Regions from separate parts of the Homo sapiens genome. Here region 2 is linked to region 1. Evidence: read pairs that join two places in POLR2A ChIA-PET (ENCODE). Cell type or tissue: Panc1. All regions are shown on one strand. Links, peaks and the distances in the headings refer to the core of each region. The heading gives the core; the rest is flanking DNA. Region 1 overlaps ROR1 (receptor tyrosine kinase like orphan receptor 1). Region 2 overlaps ROR1 (receptor tyrosine kinase like orphan receptor 1).

Region 1 (10,279 bases), core at 2,968-6,967:
TTGCTCTGGGTCTTGTATGTTCAGTCCAGGCAGAGGGCATGTCTCACCTGGGATGTGTATGTTCAACACTGCATGACATTTGCTGGTGGGAACACAGGCTTTATAGTCACAGCTCTGCCTACAGATCCCAACTTCACCAATTAGCTGGGTGACCTTGGTTTTCTCATTGAACCTCTCAAGGCCCTAATTTCTTCATTTAAATTACAGGCATAGTAAAGATTTTCAGAATTGTTGCAATTAGATAAAACGTACAAAGCAGTTGGTGTTCAATAAATGTTAGTATCTCTGCCCAAGAAATGGCAAGATCTTAATGGTCTCTTAACCCTTCTGCGATGGAGTTAGAAAACTTACGAAAGAGAGCAAAGCAACCATGCTTATTCATTCAGCAAATACTTATTGAGCACCTATTATATGCCAGACATTTGATTGAGGGTTTCATACTCCTACTGGGCTATTTAAGCCCACTTCTGGGGATGTAAAGGGACACTGATTAAGCTCCTGCCTAGTACCATGCAAGTAACATGGAGAATCTCAATGACTGTCACAACCATCTGAGGCCAGAATTATTAACCCTGTTTTACATATAAGGAAATGAAACGCACTGTGAAAGGTCCAGAAGCTTGGCCAAGGTCCCACAGCTATAAGATGCAGCAGGCACCACTACTATGCTGCCCTGTCTCTCAAGTTCCATCAGATGCCAGATGGATAATCCTTTCTCAGGACTCTTGGTCATTTTCCATTTGATCCCTCCACAGTGTTTAATTTAGGGAAAATTAAAAAGAGGGTCAGTTCTTATAATTTTCAACACAAGTCAATTAAGGCTGGCAAGATCCCTGGGCTCAATCTCAGGCCTTGCAACTGGGAAGGGAAGAGGCATCTTTCAGGACTCTTGGCAATTATTACAGAGATAAAGGGCTGTCAGACAGGTGGGCAAAGAAGGCTCAGAACTGTCACCACCCACTCTACCAGCTCTGGCCCTACACCTGCCATTCTACCACCCAGTTCCAGTCTTCAAGCTCCAGGTAAAAATCAGTGGAATGAATACCAAGCAAGCTGGGAGAATACCCATACACTGCCTCTCCTCTACAGCAAGAGCAACAGGATCAGCTGGATGCAGGTTCAAATCCTGCCTCTGTCACTTACTGGCTAAAGGAGTCACCTACCTCCTCTGGGACTGTTTTCCCTTCTATAAAGCAGGGAAAATAATGATAGATCATGATAACATCACTTGAGGACATCTGAGAATCAGGTAAGGTAATGTGTGTAAACTGCAGTTCCTTCTAAATGGGAAGAACCATCAGGGGCATCATTCTTCCTTGGCTTTGGGGGCAGTAGAAATGCTACCGACCAAGCCAGGATGGTAGAGAATTTACATGATGATGACTCTCATTGGTAGGCCTCACTTCTCATACAGCACCCAACAGCCTTTTTCTAGTTCAGAAGATGGGCTGAAGGAAGGGAGGCCGGGCTATTCTTGCCGAGACCTGAGTGCTGCCTTTTTTCCTCATTTTCCACCCAAGCAGAGGTCCCCTCTTTCTGCACACAATGGGACTCCATCAACCCACTTCCTCTCCATTCCCACTCAGCTGGGGCCCCCATAGGCCAGCCAAGAATCCTATCTATCACCCCTGCACCTTTTCCACCTCTTCCTCCCATGCCAGGCAACCTCCCCTTCACTCATTCTCCTCAGGTCTATTGAGCATCTTGCTACAGGCCAGTAACTGAGGTTAATAATACTGGCTTTATGTATTCGATGGCTCAGTGCCAGCCCCTGAGCTAGGTACTTTATAAATATTATCTAATTTAATCCTCACTGCAAGCATGTAAGGTAGGCATTATTATGAGTACATAATATGAGTATAGCAGTTTCCCCTCATCCAAAGGGGGTACGTTCCTAGACCCCAGTGGATGCCTGAAATCATGTATAGTACAGAACCCTATATATACAATTTTCCCCTATACACACATACCTGTGATAAAGTATCATTTATAAATTAGGAACAGTAAGAGATTAACAATAATAACTAATAATAAAACAGAACATAGTAATATGCCAGCATCACTACTCTTGCACTTTGAGGCCATTATTAAATAAAATAAGAGTTACTCAAACACAAGCACTGTGATACCAAGATGAGTATACACTGTGAGGATCTATCTGATAACCCAGATGGCTATGAAGTGACTAATAGGCTCTAGAAATTGTAGACAGCTTAGATACGCAGGACAAAGGAAGGATGCAGGTCCCAGGCAGAACTAAGCAGGAAGGCGTGAGATTTCACCATACTACTTGGGACAGCATGTAATTTTAAACCTAGAAGTTGTTTATTTCTGGAATCTTCCATTTAATATTTTTGGACCACAGTTGACTGAGGGTAACTGAAACCCTGGAAAGCAAAACCTTGGATAAAGGAAGACTACTGTACTCGAGGTTCTGAGATGTGGTCACTGGCCCACTGCCACAGAGAAGCTGGGATTCGAACCCATTTTGTCTGACCTCAGAGCTACGTACACCTCTTTCCACTGTTCTACACAACCTCTAAGCACTTCTGCTTATATTGTCTGTGATTTACTTTATTTTACTTTATGTTTTGAGACAGAGTCTCACTCTGTCACCCAGGTTGGAGTATGGTAGCGCCATCTCGGCTCACTGCAACCTCCGCCTCCCAGGTTCAAGTGATTCTCGTGCCTCAGCCTCCAGAGTAGCTGGGATTACAGGCACCCACCACCATGCCCAGCTAATTTTTGTCTTTTTAGTGGAGATGGGGTTTTGCTATGCTGACCAGACTGGTCTCAAACTCCTGACCTCAACTGATCCGCCTTTCTTGGCCTCCCCAGGTGTTGGGATCACAGGCGTAAGCTGAGCCACTGCATCCGGCCTTCTGTGATTTACTTTAAAGCTCTTGAGTACTGATATTGAGATGAACATGTGTGTTTCTAAGTTAAATTTAATCTAACTCTGAGGATGGATAGTTAACATTTGTGTAGCCTAAATAGGGACCTACATCCCTGCCATAGTTATTAACATTTCAAGTACACTAATTAGGAATTCACACATGTGAATAGAAGTTGGTAAGAATATAAAGGAGGAAACTGTAACCACTTCACATATTGCTATCTAAATCTGCATTTGAGGAGTCATTAATGAGGATCAGTTAATATGGGGCATTAGAAATAATTTTTCATTCATAAAATGAGCGATGGTCAGGAAATATGATTGGCTTACAACATCATATGGGCATCTCCACTCTAGCATGAACAAGAGGAGTCGTACCTAGGTCCAAACTTCTGTAAGGTCTTGTGTGTCCCACCCAGTAAGTCTACCACCTGATGCAGCTGGAAGACTGGCCAACCCTGATATCAGAATATTATGCTTGTCTTATCCTGAATTTTTTATGCAAGGATGGTTCATGGGGCTCAAGGACAGAAAGAAGGAATTACTTGGAGCCTAAAGAAAAGAGATTTACGATGATTTTTATGCTTGCTGGCTAATAAATGCTTGTACTTGTGAATAATTTAGCCTATGACTTGCTTTCATTGTAACTTGGGTTGCTGGGGAGGAAATGTGGTTCCCAAACCCACCAGAAAGAACCTGACCACTGTTGAACAGATAATGACTTTAGTCAGTTCACAGCAGAGTCCAATAAGCCGGAATCCCTGCCTTTAAAGTAAGAGAGAGGAGAACCCATTAAACAATGAAAACACATGGACTCAGGGAAGGGAACATCACACACTGGGGCCTGTCAGCGGGTGGGGGGCTAGAGGAGGGATAGCATTAGGAGAAATATCTAATGTAGATGACGGGTTCATGGGTGCAGCAAACAACCATGGCATGTGTATACTTATGTAACAAACCTGCACGTTCTGCACATGTATCCCAGAACTTAAATAATAATAATAATAAAAAAAAGTCCTAACACTCTGTCTACAGACTCACAGTGAGAGGCAGATTAATCTAGTTGTTAAGAGACCAGGTTCTGGGCCAGATTGCTGGATCTGAATTCTAGCATGAGTTACCCAAAACCTCCTTGTGCCTCTAGTCTCTTCATTTATAATCTGTTAATTATACTTCCTCCTAAGGCAGGATGATCACATGAGCTACTGAAGGAAAAAGCATACTGAACAAAAGAAAGCCTTTAGTAAATGTTAGTTATCATTACAGCAGAGAAGGAATAAGAACTGCTTTTCAAGAGGTACTCAGTGTTAGCTATTATTATTTACCATTTACATTTATTTACCATTTTGACCAATAAGCATACACTGCATCCCCAAGTACTAGAAGCTATGGAGATAAATAAGAACTATATAACATCCCTCTAGGCTGCTTTTCCATGGTCTCTGCCCTCAAGGGGCTCCTAATCTAATATGTGAGTCAGAGAAGCAGACAATCACATCTCCAATAAGGTAAAAGGCAAAGTTTTATGAAAGCAACCGAGAGAGAGAGAGAGAGAACTGAAACTCTGCTAGGAGAACTCTGGGAAAGCTTCCTAGGGGAGGTGATATTTGAGATGGGATTTAAAGAATAAATGGGATTTGGCCAGGGTAAACATGCTCACACATACGTGTCTATTTCCCAGCTTGCTTGTAACATTGCAAAATTCCCCAAGGTCAGGAATCATGACTTATCACACCAGCAATCCCAGTCCTCTACAGGATAGATGTCCAATATTCAGTGCTTACTGATGGGCAAAGGAAGCAAACATTATATTAAACAAGAAAAGGGAAGAAAGAGAAAACACACAGCAAAGCGGATTGTGGAGTCTGGAAAGGGTGGAAGCCCCATATCCCTGAGGCAGGAAGTGTCAATCTGCCTATTTGTGTGTTTGCTAGTATAAACTGTAACGGCTCTTTAAATACTAATCCTTTTCATCTGGGATGCCCCAGCTGGGTTAAATTTCCAAACCTCTCCCTCTGACTTTTATGAGCTTCGGCCTGTAACAGGGCCTGACAGAGGGCACACTGTGTCCTTTCATTGTTAGGATAAGGTAAAGAGCAGTCCGCAGCACAGCCCAGATCTTGGCCTCTCTAGAGGGTTATCCCAAGGACTCACTGAGCACTAAGTGCCAGGCACTGTTCTAAGAGCTTTATTTGTATTAACCCATTTATTCCTTGAAACAATTCTAGTAGGTAGATGCCATTAACATCCTTATTTTACAGATGAGAACAGGGAAGCTAGTCTTGTGATGACAAAGTCCCACAGCTAGTAATGGCAGAATTAGGATTCAAACACCACAGCCATGACCTAGGAGAGACTGAGAGCAGGTTTTTCAGGATGCAAGCCTATATAAGCTAAGTCTTATCACCACATTAGTGAAAGGTGTGCTATGTTTATAATTTGAGAATTTTGTGGGATACTGGGCATATCTGCTCCTCTTACCCTAATAACCATATTAGCGTCTTGCGTCTGCATAGGAGGCACTTCTGCCACGCCTGCTGTAAAATGACTAAGTTGCTAATAAAAGTAATGCTTCTCACTGTGACTGGTGCCAACCCCAGTCTCTGAGTGCCAATGGCCTCTTGGCTTTTCCCACCAACTTTTCTGGATGGCTCTAAGCAGACAAACCACCCAGACTGCTGCAAATGTTACTTGGAGAAGAGCACATGCCAGGAGCAACAAGAAAAGGGCCCACCCTCATTGCAGTTGGAGCTTTCCTAAGTAAATCCGTCCTCCAAAATAAGTTAATTACTCCTACCCAGGATTCTTATGGAGCTTGCGATTGCCAAGTGCTTCAAGATCAATTTCATGAGCATTTCCCCGACTCCCTGTATAAGATGGAATTGGCCATTTGACAAACGGTTTTGGTGACTTCCATGAGGACAAGGATGCAGGTACTCAGAGCAGCCTCACGGTTCAAAACCACGCAGTTGCCAGCATGCCAAATCATTAGGCTGGCTGGCAAAAAAAAAAAAAAAAAGGGAACCCCTTACATTTTGGTTTCTCACTTGTCAGTGGATCGCAAAGGACTATGGATAGTGAGATATTTTGTTAGGATTGAAAAGAGCATCAACCAAATTTTAACTCCTAAAAATCCAGAACAGGCCTAGTCGTTGAGGAAACAAAAGAAGCAAGATGGAATGTCCTGAAACTTAAATTCCTCATGATTGCAATGGAGTGGGTACACCTCTAGTTGTCTGAAAAGGGATGGGGCTTTGAGTCATGGATACATGGGCCTAACCCACCAATTACTAGTGGTGTGAATATGAACAATTCACCTTATTTCCATGAGCCACAGGTTCCTCGTCTAAAATGAGGATATCAACATCCCCCCAGGACTGCTGCTAGTTCAGAGAGGCTACTCTATTTTTTTTTTTTTTTTAAGAAAAAGAGGGAATCCTCTCTAACTCATTTTATGAGGCCAGCATCATTCTGATACCAAAGCCAGGCAGAGACACAACAAAAAAAGAGAATTTTAGACCAATATCCTTGATGAACATTGATGCAAAAATCCTCAATAAAATACTGGCAAAACAAATCCAGCAGCACATCAAAAAGCTTATCCACCATGATCAAGTGGGCTTCATCCCTGGGATGCAAGGCTGGTTCAATATACGCAAATCAATAAATGTAATCCAGCATATAAACAGAGCCAAAGACAAAAACCACATGATTATCTCAATAGATGCAGAAAAAGCCTTTGACAAAATTCAACAACCCTTCATGCTAAAAACTCTCAATAAATTAGGTATTGATGGGACGTATTTCAAAATAATAAGAGCTATCTATGACAAAACCACAGCCAATATCATACTGAATGGACAAAAACTGGAAGCATTCCCTTTGAAAACTGGCACAAGACAGGGATGCCCTCTCTCACCACTCCTATTCAACATAGTGTTGGAAGTTCTGGCCAGGGCAATCAGGCAGGAGAAGGAAATAAAGGGTATTCAATTAGGAAAAGAGGAAGTCAAATTGTCCCTGTTTGCAGACGACATGATTGTATATCTAGAAAACCCCATTGTCTCAGCCCAAAATCTCCTTAAGCTGATAAGCAACTTCAGCAAAGTCTCAGGATACAAAATCAATGTACAAAAATCACAAGCATTCTTATACATCAACAACAGACAAACAGAGAGCCAAATCATGACTGAACTCCCATTCACAATTGCTTCAAAGAGAATAAAATACCTAGGAATCCAACTTACAAGGGATGTGAAGGACCTCTTCAAGGAGAACTACAAACCACTGCTCAAGGAAATAAAAGAGGATACAAACAAATGGAAGAACATTCCATGCTCATGGGTAGGAAGAATCAATATCATGAAAATGGCCATACTGCCCAAGGTAATTTACAGATTCAATGCCATCCCCATCAAGCTACCAATGCCTTTCTTCACAGAATTGGAAAAAACTACTTTAAAGTTCATATGGAACCAAAAAAGAGCCCGCATCGCCAAGTCAATCCTAAGCTGAAAGAACAAAGCTGGAGGCATCACACTACCTGACTTCAAACTATACTACAAGGCTACAGTAACAGCATGGTACTGGTACCAAAACAGAGATATAGATCAATGGAACAGAACAGAGCCCTCAGAAATAACGCCACATATCTACAACTATCTGATCTTTGACAAACCTGAGAAAAACAAGCAATGGGGAAAGGATTCCCTATTTAATAAATGGTGCTGGGAAAACTGGCTAGCCATATGTAGAAAGCTGAAACTGGATCCCTTCCTTACACCTTATACAAAAATCAATTCAAGATGGATTAAAGACTTAAACGTTAGACCTAAAACCATAAAAACCCTAGAAGAAAACCTAGGCATTACCATTCAGGACTTAGGCATGGACAAGGACTTCATGTCTAAAACACCAAAAGCAATGGCAACAAAAGACAAAATTGACAAATGGGATCTAATTAAACTAAAGAGCTTCTGCACAGCAAAAGAAACTGCCATCAGAGTGAACAGGCAACCTACAGAATGGGAGAAAATTTTCGCAACCTACTCATCTGACAAAGGGCTAATATCCAGAATCTACAATGAACTCAAACAAATTTACAAGAAAAAAACAAACAACCCCATCAAAAAGTGGGCGATGGACATGAACAGACACTTCTCAAAAGAAGACATTTATGCAGCCAAAAAACACATGAAAAAATGCTCATCATCACTGGCCATCAGAGAAATGCAAATCAAAACCACAATGAGATACCATCTCACACCAGTTAGAATGGCAATCATTAAAAAGTCAGGAAACAACAGGTGCTGGAGAGGATGTGGAGAAATAGGAAAACTTTTACACTGTTGGTGGGACTGTAAACTAGTTCAACCATTGTGGAAGTCAGTGTGGCGATTCCTCAGGGATCTAGAACTGGAAATACCATTTGGCCCAGCCATCCCATTACTGGGTATATACCCAAAGGACTATAAATCATGCTGCTATAAAGACACATGCACACGTATGTTTATTGCGGCATTATTCACGATAGCAAAAACTTGGAACCAACCCAAATGTCCAACAATGATAGACTGGATTAAGAAAATGTGGCACATATACACCATGGAATACTATGCAGCCATAAAAAATGATGAGTTCATGTCCTTTGTAGGGACATGGATGAAATTGGAAATCATCATTCTCAGTAAACTATCGCAAGAACAAAAAACCAGACACCGCATATTCTCACTCATAGGTGAGAATTGAACAATGAGATCACATGGACACAGGAAGGGGAATATCACACTCTGGGGACTGTTGTGGGGTGGGGGGAAGGGGGAGGGATAGCATTGGGAGATATACCTAATGCTAGATGATGAGTTAGTGGGTGCAGCGCACCAGCATGGCACATGTATACATATGTAACTAACCTGCACAATGTGCACATGTACCCTAAAACTTAAAGTATAATAATAAAAAAATAAAAAATAAAAAATAAAGAAAGAAAAAGGTGTCATCTGGGTGGAGGAAGTTTTTTCTTAAAAAAAAAAAAAAAAAAAAAAAAGCATCCCCTTTGCTGGTCCAATCCGCAAAACCTTCCACCGTTCTCAAGGGCTGATGAGAAAATGTGGACAGGGTCAGGCATTCTCCAGATTTAGATTAGATGTCACTCCTTTAGAGATGACTCCCTGATCCTCCAGAAGAGGGCCTCCTACAAAATGCTCCCAGGCCCTCCTGTGCTGCTCTCTTGTTAAATACTTGTTTCAATGGAAAATTCTTGCACTCAGTGCCAGTCTTCACTGTCAAACTTTAAGCTCGGTAAAGGCAGAGCCAGGTCTTTCATGGTTAGTTGCTATGAGCCCAGAGTTCAGCACATAGAGCAGCACACAGTGAGCTCTTTTCAAATAACTGAACGAGTGAATGAAAGTATCGGGAGGCAGTAGGCTGTATGAGATGGTCTCTCACCATACCGCAATGCTCTGAAGACGAGTGATTCTTCCACCCACCCCTTCCCATCAGGCCTGTCCATGGCCACTGGATCCCAAACCTCGGCTTGAATATAGACATTGAAAGACTTCCCTCTTATTTTTAAAAATTCATTTCTACTTATTTTTAATATATAATAAAAAATGTATTCATTCAATCAATCAATATTTGCTGAGTGCCTCTTATACAGCAGACACTGGTTAGAACTAGTGCTGTAACCCTGGCCAGAGTTACCTTCTAGTGGGTGGAGATAAACTGTCAACAAATACATGAGAAAACTTCAAGTAGTGCTGAGTACATGAAGAAAATTAAAACACTGTAATGTGTTAGAAAGTCACTGGGGGAGAGAATGTGGTGAGTTTCTACGGAGAGGTCAGGTGGTTCTCTAAATGAAAACCTAAACCCATGCTATCTGCATCTGGAATAACCTGCACAAAGTGAACTGTTAACCAGATACCAGAGGTTGCTAGCTTTATAGTCTTATGAAATGGAAGAACCCCGTGTTTAGAGCTACAAAATTTCCAGCTATGCAAAGATCTTGGAGAATAGCATTCCAGGCAAAGGGGACAAACAGCACATGCAAAGGTCCTCAGGCCCCCTGGTTTTGGTGCATCCAAGGAAGAAAAAGAAGGCCGTCATGACCGAGGCACAGTGAGCTGGGTATCGAGGGGCATCCAGTGGAGGTGGGTAAGTGGGCAGGGACCACAGCAGGTGGCAGTTTGCAGGGTAAGGGGTACAGATTGATTCAAAGTGCAATTGGAAACCGCTGAAGAGTTTTACAAAAGCGAATGAATGATCTGGTTTATATTTTAATAAAATCACTCTAGATGCTCTGTCAAGTGGGAGTACAAGCAGAAGACCAGGTAAGAAGCTAGTATAGTAATCTAGGCTAGAGGTGAAGCTGATTTAGACTAA
Region 2 (10,279 bases), core at 3,865-7,864, 74 kb after region 1:
CCACTGCGCCCAGCCTCCATTCTTCTTATTAAAAACTTCTTTCCAGCTTTCTAATACAGAATCTCATAAACTGGTTTGCCTCTCTGGTTGTTATTTTATATTTTCATAACTTCCCCCATTTTAAGATATTCTATTGAGCATTTCTCCTTACAGATAGGAAAGTTAACCACCTTCCCACACATAAAATTCATAACCAATTAAATCCAATAAAGTTTTATTGAACAGCTACAATATATATTACTCAGTGTCAGTGTGGTGAAGAAAGGCCTGAATTTTAGAACAATAATAGTAATAAGAATAATAGCTACTATTTGCTCTGATCCTGTGTGCCAGGAATCGTAACATGTCTGGACAGATAACATAGCATGACACTGCATAACAGTGAAGAATGTGGCCTCTGCTCTCTAATAGGCCTGGGTTCAGTGAAAAGCTCTACCACTTAGGCCAGTTTCTTCACCCTTCTGTGCCTCAGGCTCCTCATCTATAAAATACAGATATTAACAAGACACACCTCACAGGGCTGTTTGAGGATTTCATAAAATCACAGGAGTAAAGAACTTAGCCCAGGGCCTAATTAACAATGACACTTTGCAACTACCCTATTATTCCCATTTTAAGAGGAAGAGACTGAAGCTCAGAGCTAGTCCACAACACAGCTGGGATTCAAATCCACACTCATCCAACACTGAAGCCTTTGCACTTTCTAGTGCCATGCATTGACCAGCTGTACAGTGAGGGAGGGCACACTAGAAGCCTAGAGTCTGACAACTGGGAGGGCCTTACAGTCAGTCCACCCTCCAAGCATGGCATCTCTCCAGTGAACTGGCAGGCGACTGACCCCGCTACTTATACACAAGCTCCAAGCTTTACCCATGTCTGTATCCCAGATCTGGAGAACAGCCTACAGGGGGGACATTTGCTTATTGCATGAATGATTAAGGCAATTTAAATAAACTAATAATTATAGCTAAGTATTGAGCAGAAACTATGTGCTGGGCACTAGAATCAACATGTACTAACATATTTACTATTAAATTTTAAAAACTCAAGTAAGCTTTGCAGAATGTGGTGAGGGAGGTACATATTTTCATTAAATCAGACTCTGGAGAGACAGATAAAAGCATCACAAAAGTGTCCCCAAAATAGAAGAGGGGATCTTCATCTTCACAGGGCCTGCACTTCAAGAAAACATTGAGTAGGATAAGGTGACTGTCTTACTTAAAAGCGCTCAACACCAAAACCCCCAGCCAGCCAGAAAATGAAAGTCAGAGGGTCTTCATACAACTGTGTTGGTTGTACCCTGCAGAGGGGCGCCCAACCCAGGGAGCAAGTGAGGACAGAAACACACCAGGACTCCTCCAGTCATGCTGAGCATCATGACATGGGTCAGCACACACACAACAGAAGGGGCAGTTTGTACAAAGGTACCATAAAAACTTTGACTACCTTAACACACACAGGCTAATTTCTTATTCAATTATCCCATCTCACATCCCAAGACGGAACACATTTAAATCAGTAACTATATAAATATATTGATTTATTCACATTTATTCAAACATGTGAGTATACATTCACATACTCACACATTTCTTTATGTGCCGAGTAGTACACTTAGTATAGTGGGAGATAACAGAGATTACCATCTAATAGACATAATTACAAGTATCATAAACAATAGGGCCAAAGAGAATAAATATCTTAATTAGCATTCTGGACAGCATCAAAAAACTTGCTGCCTAGGTCACTGAGGCACTAGGGGTCAGGGAAGTGAAGAAAATACCCTCATCTAAACAAGACAAAAGGAAAAACAACACTATCATCAGATTTAAATACAAAGTACACTTGAAAGTTAAATTCAACTAGTAGTTTTAGAAGCAACACAGTTTACACTTTAAGCAAAAAGTCAGATTTTTTAAAGTGGTAGGGTCTAATCTTGGTTTAGCCACAGAATCACTGTGTCATTCTAGGAAAATATGCAAAATACACCCAGTCTTAATTTGTGCATCAGGGAAAGGTTTCATCAATAGCTGAGAGGTAGAATGAGAAATTCCACTCTACTTAACTAATGCAAAGTGCTGTTGTTAGTTAAAGCCACCCCCAGTCTGGGCCATAGATTTGAAAGGGAAAGGATAGGGAAGGATGGAGATGTCTTTAAACAACAGGATCACCAGGCAAGAGCAGTGAAAAAAGAATAAAAAAGCAAAGATTGTACTTTAAGTCAAGAAGACACCATTTCAGGAAAATAAACATGGGGCCTAAAAGCAAAGGAACACACATTAAACCTTCAAGGAAAAGCTGATAAGTGAAAGATACAGATACAATAACTCCATATGTCTTTAATGTTAGTAACCACTCAGCACAATTCAACTTCAGAGGCTGATGGCTATCTTTTCAATTAAGTTTGGGGGAATGGGGAGAGGGTTCCCATGTGCCTGAAACTGTGATAGGCAACTAACATTTATTACTTCATTTATTCCTCATAGCAACCTGACAAATTACATCTTATCCTACTTATATCCTACTGCACAGATGAAAACACTGAATCTGAAAGAACAAGAACCTCAAGCCATTTCCATCATGCCAACTGTGCAGGATGGGGACTTGGAGGTGGGGCTCCAGAGTCACCTTTGGTAACCAAGAGCTGCTGAGGAAATGGAGCAAGACAGTCTTCAGAGGCTTACCAAATATGGTTCATTCTACCGACTCTTAAAGATCCAAATATAGTATGAACTTGCACTTGACCATAACTCTAGTGGCACATATCCACTGTCAATTGTCTCCAGTTGATAAGAATGCAACGACTCACAGCTATTTATTCTCCATGACAGAGAAAACACTTTTATGTGCTCTCCCCATGCCTGGGGAACCATGAGGTTTTCCAATGCCAAATCCATAGAGCTATTTGCAGACCATCTGAGTCTACCTGGATAAAAGGCATCTAAGTACATCCAACATGGAAAAGGCACTTCAGATAAGAACAACCTCCTGGCAGACTTGGGATATACCACATCTGAGGGTCCATCATAAAACAGATACCTAAAAGTTAGTCTTCATTTTGTTTGTTTATAGAATATGGCTATTCTATTCTTGGTCCCTTTACCTCCACATGTTGTTTCAAGCATCAACTAGGTGGCTTTTATTAACACCTTCTAAGGAGAGGCTACAAAAAATAAATAGGTAAAAACCATGTCCAAGCCATCAACAACAACTGATTATCTAGAAATTTAAGAGAGATTTCAATTGCATATATGAAGATGCATATCTAATCTCATTTCTGTAAAAAAAAAAAAAAACTTCTGAAAGTTGTTCAACAACAGATACTTTGAAAATTGAATCCTATTTATTTATTAATTCATTCATTCAACAAGTACTTATTGAGCAACTGTTACACACCTGAGTCTATGTTAGGTGTTAGAAATCCCGAGATTAAAGACATTCCCTGTCCTCAAGGAAACAAAATCTAACGAGAAAAGAGAGGGTAAAAAAAAATGCAAGAACAACGCAGGGAGAGGAGTGCCGCACTAAATTACTGTAAGCACAGGTATGATGAGAGACCAGAGAAAGGGCTCCTAACACAGTCACATGGAGTCAAGGATGGCAGTTTTTAAACATTGGGGATGGAGGATTATTTCAGACAGAAAGAATAAAATGTATCACTTCCATTTCTGGCCAAGTTGGAGTAACAGGATAATTGTCAAGACTGGTATAACAGTCAGTAAAGGGCAGTGATCCCTGGAAGAAGGAAGGCAAATGAAACGAATCCTACGAGTCCTCCAGCTTACTGCCTGAGAGAATTTCCAGCTCAAGGTGTCTGGAGGAAAGGGAGAACTCAGGCAGAGCTCAGTGAACTGCCTGAGTTGAGTGAATTGAGCTAACAGTCCAGGGAGACCAAGGCAACTAGAGTTTGCAAGGCCAAGTATCAGAGAAAAGAGAGCTGCAGAAAGAGCCACAGAGAATCCCCCTCAAGTATTCAGCAGAGTGCTGATCAGTGCATACATGTGTGGCAACTACCCAGCACTGGGGAAAGAAATATCCAAAAAGATATTTCCAGATTGGAAAACCTCATGATTCCCCACGCCACGAGGAGAGCACATAGAAGAGTGTTTTCACTGTCATGGAGAATAATTAGTTATAGACTAAGTACAACTATTTCAGTCTTCCAAATCTTCAAAGCAAGACTTTCCAAAAGGATCAAACTGCTTCTAAACAACTTAAACACATTCCAGAACAAAGTTCAAAAATATTTGTAGGAATACAAAAATAGCCAGTACCCAACAAGGAAAATTCACAATGTCTGGCATCTAATCAAAAATTACCAGGCATTCATAAAGCAGGGAAATATAACCCCTGATGAGGAGGAAAAAAAAAAAAGTCAATCAAAACTGACACAGATGTTAGAATTAGCAGACAGAACATTAAAATGGTTATTATAACTATATTCCCTAAGTTCAAAAAGTAAGTGGAGACACTGAAGATATGAAAAAGAGCTACATCAGCAGGGCGTGGTAGCTCACACCTGTAATCCCAGCACTTTGGGAGGCCGAGGTGGGCGGGTCACGAGGTCAAGAGATCAAGACCATCCTGGCCGACATGGTGAAACGCCGTCTCTACTAAAAATACAGAAAAAAAAAAAAATTAGTGGGGCGTGGTGGCATGCGCCTATAGTCCCAGCTACTTGGGAGGCTGAGGCAGGAGAATCACTTGAACCAGGGAGGCGGAGGTTGCAGTGAGCCGAGATCATACCACTGCACTCCAGCCTGACAACAGAGCAAGACTACGTCTCAAAAAAAAAAAAAGAGCTACATCAAACTTCTAGAGGTGAAATCTACAATGTATGCGATGAAAAATACTCTGGATGGGATTAACATCAGATTAGACATTGCAGAGGATAAATATTAGTAAACTCAAAAACACAAAAATCAAAACTATCCAAAATAAGATACAGAGGGAAAAAGGGAATTAAAAAAGTAAACAGAATCAGTGAGTTGAGGAACAACTTCAACTGGCCTAATATACATGTAACTGGAGCCCCCAAAGGAGAGGAGCGAATTAAGTATCAAATATAGTATTTAATAATTGCCCTTGCCTCCAAGAATTTACAATCTTGATGGGAAAACAAATTGTAATAAAAAACAAAGTCATAAGGTATTTGAAAATCAAAAAGTATTATAAGAACAGAAACAAATGTCATGAGTCAGTACATAATTAATTACCAAACACATAGTACACATAACTGTTTAGAGGAGAGGAACAGATTACTTCAAGTTGGGAGGTCAGGTTAAGAACAGTCAAAGAGGAAACATTTGAACTGTCCATTTCATAAATGGGTATTTTCATATAATCCAAAGTAGTGTTCATTAGTATATATAGTCAGCCCTCCATATCCCCAGGTTCCACACCCATGGATTCAATCAACCACAGATCAAAAATATTTGGAAAAATAAGTAAATAAATAATAATAATAAATAATACAAATTTTAAAATACAGTGTAACAACTATTTACATAGCATTTATATTATATTAGGTATTATAAGTAACCTAGAGATAATTTAAAGTATACAGGAGAATGTATGTAGGTTAGATGCAAACACTATGCCATTTTATATCAGAGACTTGAGCATCCAAGGATTTTGGCATCCATCAGGGTCCTGGAACGAATGTGCCACAGATACCAAGAGACGACTGTAGTTTTTCTTCTTTCATCACTTTTTCTTCTTTATTCATTCATTCACCATTAAGTGAGCAATCTGTATGTGCCAGATACTATCTAAGCACAGACATGTTCTATCTCTACCTATGATGGGTTTAGAATCCAGAAGAGGTAAAAGAGAGAAATGGCTATTGCTCACACTGCTAGATACTCTGTGATGGAAGTACGTTCGGATTGTTGTAGGAAGGAGGCAGTTAACTCCACTAGGGAAAGGAAATAGAAGAAATTCATGAGACAAACAACTGTCACCTATTTGTAAAACCTCCATCCTGCCCTGTTTCCAGACTTGGCTGTCAAAAAGAACTGTTGGAAAATATGTAGAAAAGTCTACCTACCATGGAAGGAAGCAGAAAGCCAAGCAGTTTTTCCCTTGATTTCAATTCACTAATACACAGGAGGAAGAAAATGCAGGAACCTCCTCCTGCCAAGCAATCAGCCACACGTAAGTGGTGCTAAGATTTAGATAAGCCCTGACAAGTCTACTGAAGAATGCCTTAAATAGATGGGCAGCAGAGCAGTAATACGTCACATATTTTTATATGACATAAAGCCTCAGTGAATAAAAAAAAATTCATTGGAATCAGGTTGGTGATCTGATATTTCCATTGAAAACGTTTTATTTTTCCTGAAGCTAGCAGTCATGCACTATGCAATATACAAAGCTAGAAGGAACATTCATTATCACAGAGGCCAATGCTCACATTCTACAGATGGGCCCACTGAGATCCAGAAAGAGTAAGAGGCTAGGCCACAGTCACAGCAGCATTAGTTAAAATTCCCATCATCCTAGTTCTGGGAAGCTGGTGATCTTTACATGAAACCGTATGGTTTTTATCCATCTCTTAGAGTGAATGAATTTCAGCTGTGATTTTAGTAGAGAATTATGCTAATACAGGAGAGGTATATTTGGATGTGGAATGATCCTTTATCATAAGCCTTGGTTTAATAGTTTTTCCTAAAAATAGTGTTTCACTAAGGAAACCTCATATTTGGAAACTTTCATTCATGCTCCATTGGTAATGAAAGATTCCTTACTGTGTCCCCAGTGCACTGTTTAATGTTCAATTTACAGACTATTTTGCTGAAGAAAGAAACAAGATATAAGAGCAAAGCATAAGCTAGACTCTCACTCTACTATATACAAGATACAGGTTGAGTATCCCTTACCCAAAATGCTTGAGATCAGACATGTTTCAGATGTCTTCAAGATTCTGGAATATATGCGTTTATACCAGCTGAGCATTCCTAATCCAAAAATCCAAAATCTGAATGCTCCAAGGAGCACCTTTGAGCATCATGTTGGCATGCAAAACGTTTCAGATTTTGGTGCATTTTGGGTTTTGGATTCTCAGATTAGGGATACCCAACCTATATATGATCTTGGGCAGAATACTTAACCTCTCAGTTTTTTCATCTATAAAACGAGGCTAACAATAGTACTTACTAGGGTATATGTAGTGTGTTCTCAAGTTTTGAGAATGAACTAGCTGATATAAAGTACATCACCAGGCATACCACAGGAGTTCAAAAAACATTAGCAGCAGCTGTTGCCACAGTTGGTGACTATGATGCTGGGAGCAGGGGATAGGTGTAATCATTGTTAGTGTCTTGAGGTTAAATCATATTAGACATCTTTTCCCTTATGATTCTCAAAGAGAACTCAGATACATATATTTATGCCAGGTACTGATAATGATACAACATCTCAGTCTTAGAACTCTCCTTAAAGAGTGTGTACCTGTCCCTAAGTTTAAATCTTACTTATAATAATAATAGTTACTCTTCCAAATCTGAGTGGAGCTAAATTATTTGCCACCTTATGCTGTAAACCCTGGGCCACAGAACTTGGTAATAAAATGTAAGAGTATCATACTTTCTCCATCTGTATAAAGTCCTTACAGAAAAGCAGGAGTCTATTGCAAATGTCACCCTAGGTTTCCCATGGTTAATACATGTGGTAAGACTGAACTGTCATGCTACAGATTTGTCCTAAAAGTAGAATGTGAATTCAACAACTACACTCTCCCAGTGAAAATGATCTGTTTCATTTTTTAGTGTTTTTCCTTCCATCAATACTCAAAGGAACTGGTTTGCATTAGTGAGTGTCTACAAAGGTTTCTTCCTCTTCTGGACAATTAATTTGTATCATATAAGACAAATATTGGCACATCTGGACAAACTCAGCATGAGTCTAAAAACCATGAAATTTCTCAAGGCATCTGTGAATAAAAACACCTCTCTGAGCTTTTCCAAGATGACAGACCGAAGAGGGGAGAAGTGGAGAAATGGACACAATAGCCCTCTTTGAAGATCAGAAAGGCTGTTGTGCGAAAGAGGGAGCAGACTTCTAAGGCTGGGTGCTCAGGAGGGCAGGATGAGAATAAATACATAGGAAAGTTGCAGGGGGCTGCTTTCAGCTCTACAAAAGGAAGAGTTTGCCAGGGCAAGGGTACACATACATGTATGCCCCGGCAGAGTGAAACAGATGGTGGCTGAGTCCAGGCAGCACCACTGATGAGCTGTGCATATGGGGCAAGTTTCTTAAACTATCTGATCTCTCCCCTGTCAGTCAGTACAGTTATTCCCACATTCACAGCTATTCCAGAATTGAAAAATATATGTATATTTAATGCTTAATATATTGTAGGCATTATGATTACTTCAACTCTGAAGGATTTGTCATATGCCTTTGGAATAGGAATATCTACGTGACCTAATGAATAAAATCTCTTTAGTTCTGCCTTTTCTTTTGGTCTTAAAATCCAATGAGCGAAGCTCAAATTATTCTACCACCTGCTGTGCCACTGCTTTTAGGTAAGATGCCAGTCTACTTGTCTTCCATCTTCCCTGGATCTTTCCAGCAGCAAAACCTAAAGAAAAACACTTATCATCCACCAACCCTTAACCCAAGGAAGGATTATAGGATTATTTACAAAATCATTACAAATCATTTTTCATATACAGGTGTTCTCCCCTTTGCCCAGCACATGTTTTGTATAAATCACATTCTTATTTTCCTACCAAATGAGCTTATAATTGTTTGCATATGCTTATTATTTTATTCCAAGAATATTACTCCATGACCATTAAAAAAGATTTGGAAAACAGAAAAATAGGGCAATGAGGGGAATAATCACCCACAGTCTATTCATTGTAATTTTTCCCTGTCATCTTTATACATGAGTGATGGTGGTCTTTTTTTACATAATTTTAATTAGATTAGAATTTTGCAGGTGACTTCTTAGCATTTTTTAACTGCTCTTCACTTAGTGGTGGCTCCTGCATTAAGTTCCTCTGTTCTCAATACCAATTAAGTATCAGTGATTTTTAAGACGTTTTAAAGCACCAAGGGTCAACGCCACTTAGAAGCATGGAATTTTGAAAGCAGAAAAGAAAATCTGCTCTTGAAGAAGGAATGACTAATGCAATCTCTCATTTTATGGACATTAAAACCCAAAAAGCGGCCGGGCGCAGTGGCTCACGCCTGTAATCCCAGTACTTTAGGAGGCCGAGGCTAGCGGATCACCAGGTCAAGAAATTGAGACCATCCTGGCCAACATGGTGAAACCCCGTCTCTACTAAAAATACAAAAAATAGCTGGGCGTGGTGGCACACGCCTATAGTCCCAGCTACTCAGGAGGCTGAGGCAGGACAATTGATTGAACTCGGGAGACGGAGGTTGCAGTGAGCCTAGATCGTGCCACTGCACTCCAGCTTGGAGACAGAGCAAGATTCTGTCTCAAACAAACAAACAAACAAAAAGCAAACAAAACAAAAAACCAAAAAACCACACAGGCAGCAATCTCTGCTGATATAGAGAGCAAGGTCCCTGAATTCACTGGCCAGTGCAATGAACCTACTGTAAATTGGGCCCCAGTATCTCCTGCTATGCACCCCCAACATAGGTTCTATAAGTTTGGACTTTGTCTCTTCAATTCCTTAGAAATGTACATAATGTGTTCTGTGTACAATGGATGTATAGCAAACTAATTAGGGCCAAAGTAGGCTTTGATGAGGATAATTCTACCCAAGCAGAAACTCAAATCTGCCCTATAATATAGCTAGAACAATACAGCTAGAACAGGAGGAAAAGGAAAAAAAAATCTCCAGTCTTTGCTCTAACATCTTTACTCAACTTGACATATCTTTATACATCCAAACTGTGATAGTTTCTCATACCTGTTGAATAAGCAAAATCTAAAAATACTTCCAATATCAAGAGTTAGAAAGGGTAAAGAGCAACGGGAACTTATATCCTGTAGGAAGGAGCTCGCACTGGCATAAGGCCGTTGGAGAGCAATTCCACAGCACCTAGGGAAGCCGAAGACATGCATACTCTATTCTATTCCTAGGTATTTGGCCTAGAAAAACTTCACACATTTTTACAGAAAGATAAGTCAAAGTTTTCATGGCAAAATTGTTTATAATACACAAAAAAATGAAGGCAGGAGAATGGGTACATTAATTGTGAAATGGTCATACAATAGCATACTTACTGCACAGCAACTAAAATAACTTCTTAGATCAACATGCAATTCCTAAATTAACAAGGTTAATACCAAAAA

What was found. Peaks named below come from ENCODE experiments on the same cell type or tissue, not always from the same donor. Only the 100,000 strongest peaks of a DNase experiment are listed, where the experiment ranks them.
Region 2: POLR2A ChIA-PET joins it to region 1 with 5 read pairs; 4 of 35 experiments call an interaction of 5 or more read pairs at or near these places.

The regions. Positions count from the first base shown.
Region 1 is chr1:63,923,596-63,933,874 of GRCh38, reverse strand. All of the region lies in intron 1 of ROR1 (receptor tyrosine kinase like orphan receptor 1), which reads right to left. Among named protein-coding and RNA genes, the nearest start is that of ROR1, 150 kb to the right of the region's middle. In Panc1, for the core only: no CTCF peak of the experiment used is centred there; no DNase peak of the experiment used is centred there; H3K27ac peaks cover 614 bases.
Region 2 is chr1:63,850,175-63,860,453 of GRCh38, reverse strand. All of the region lies in intron 1 of ROR1 (receptor tyrosine kinase like orphan receptor 1), which reads right to left. Among named protein-coding and RNA genes, the nearest start is that of ROR1, 81 kb to the right of the region's middle. In Panc1, for the core only: no CTCF peak of the experiment used is centred there; no DNase peak of the experiment used is centred there.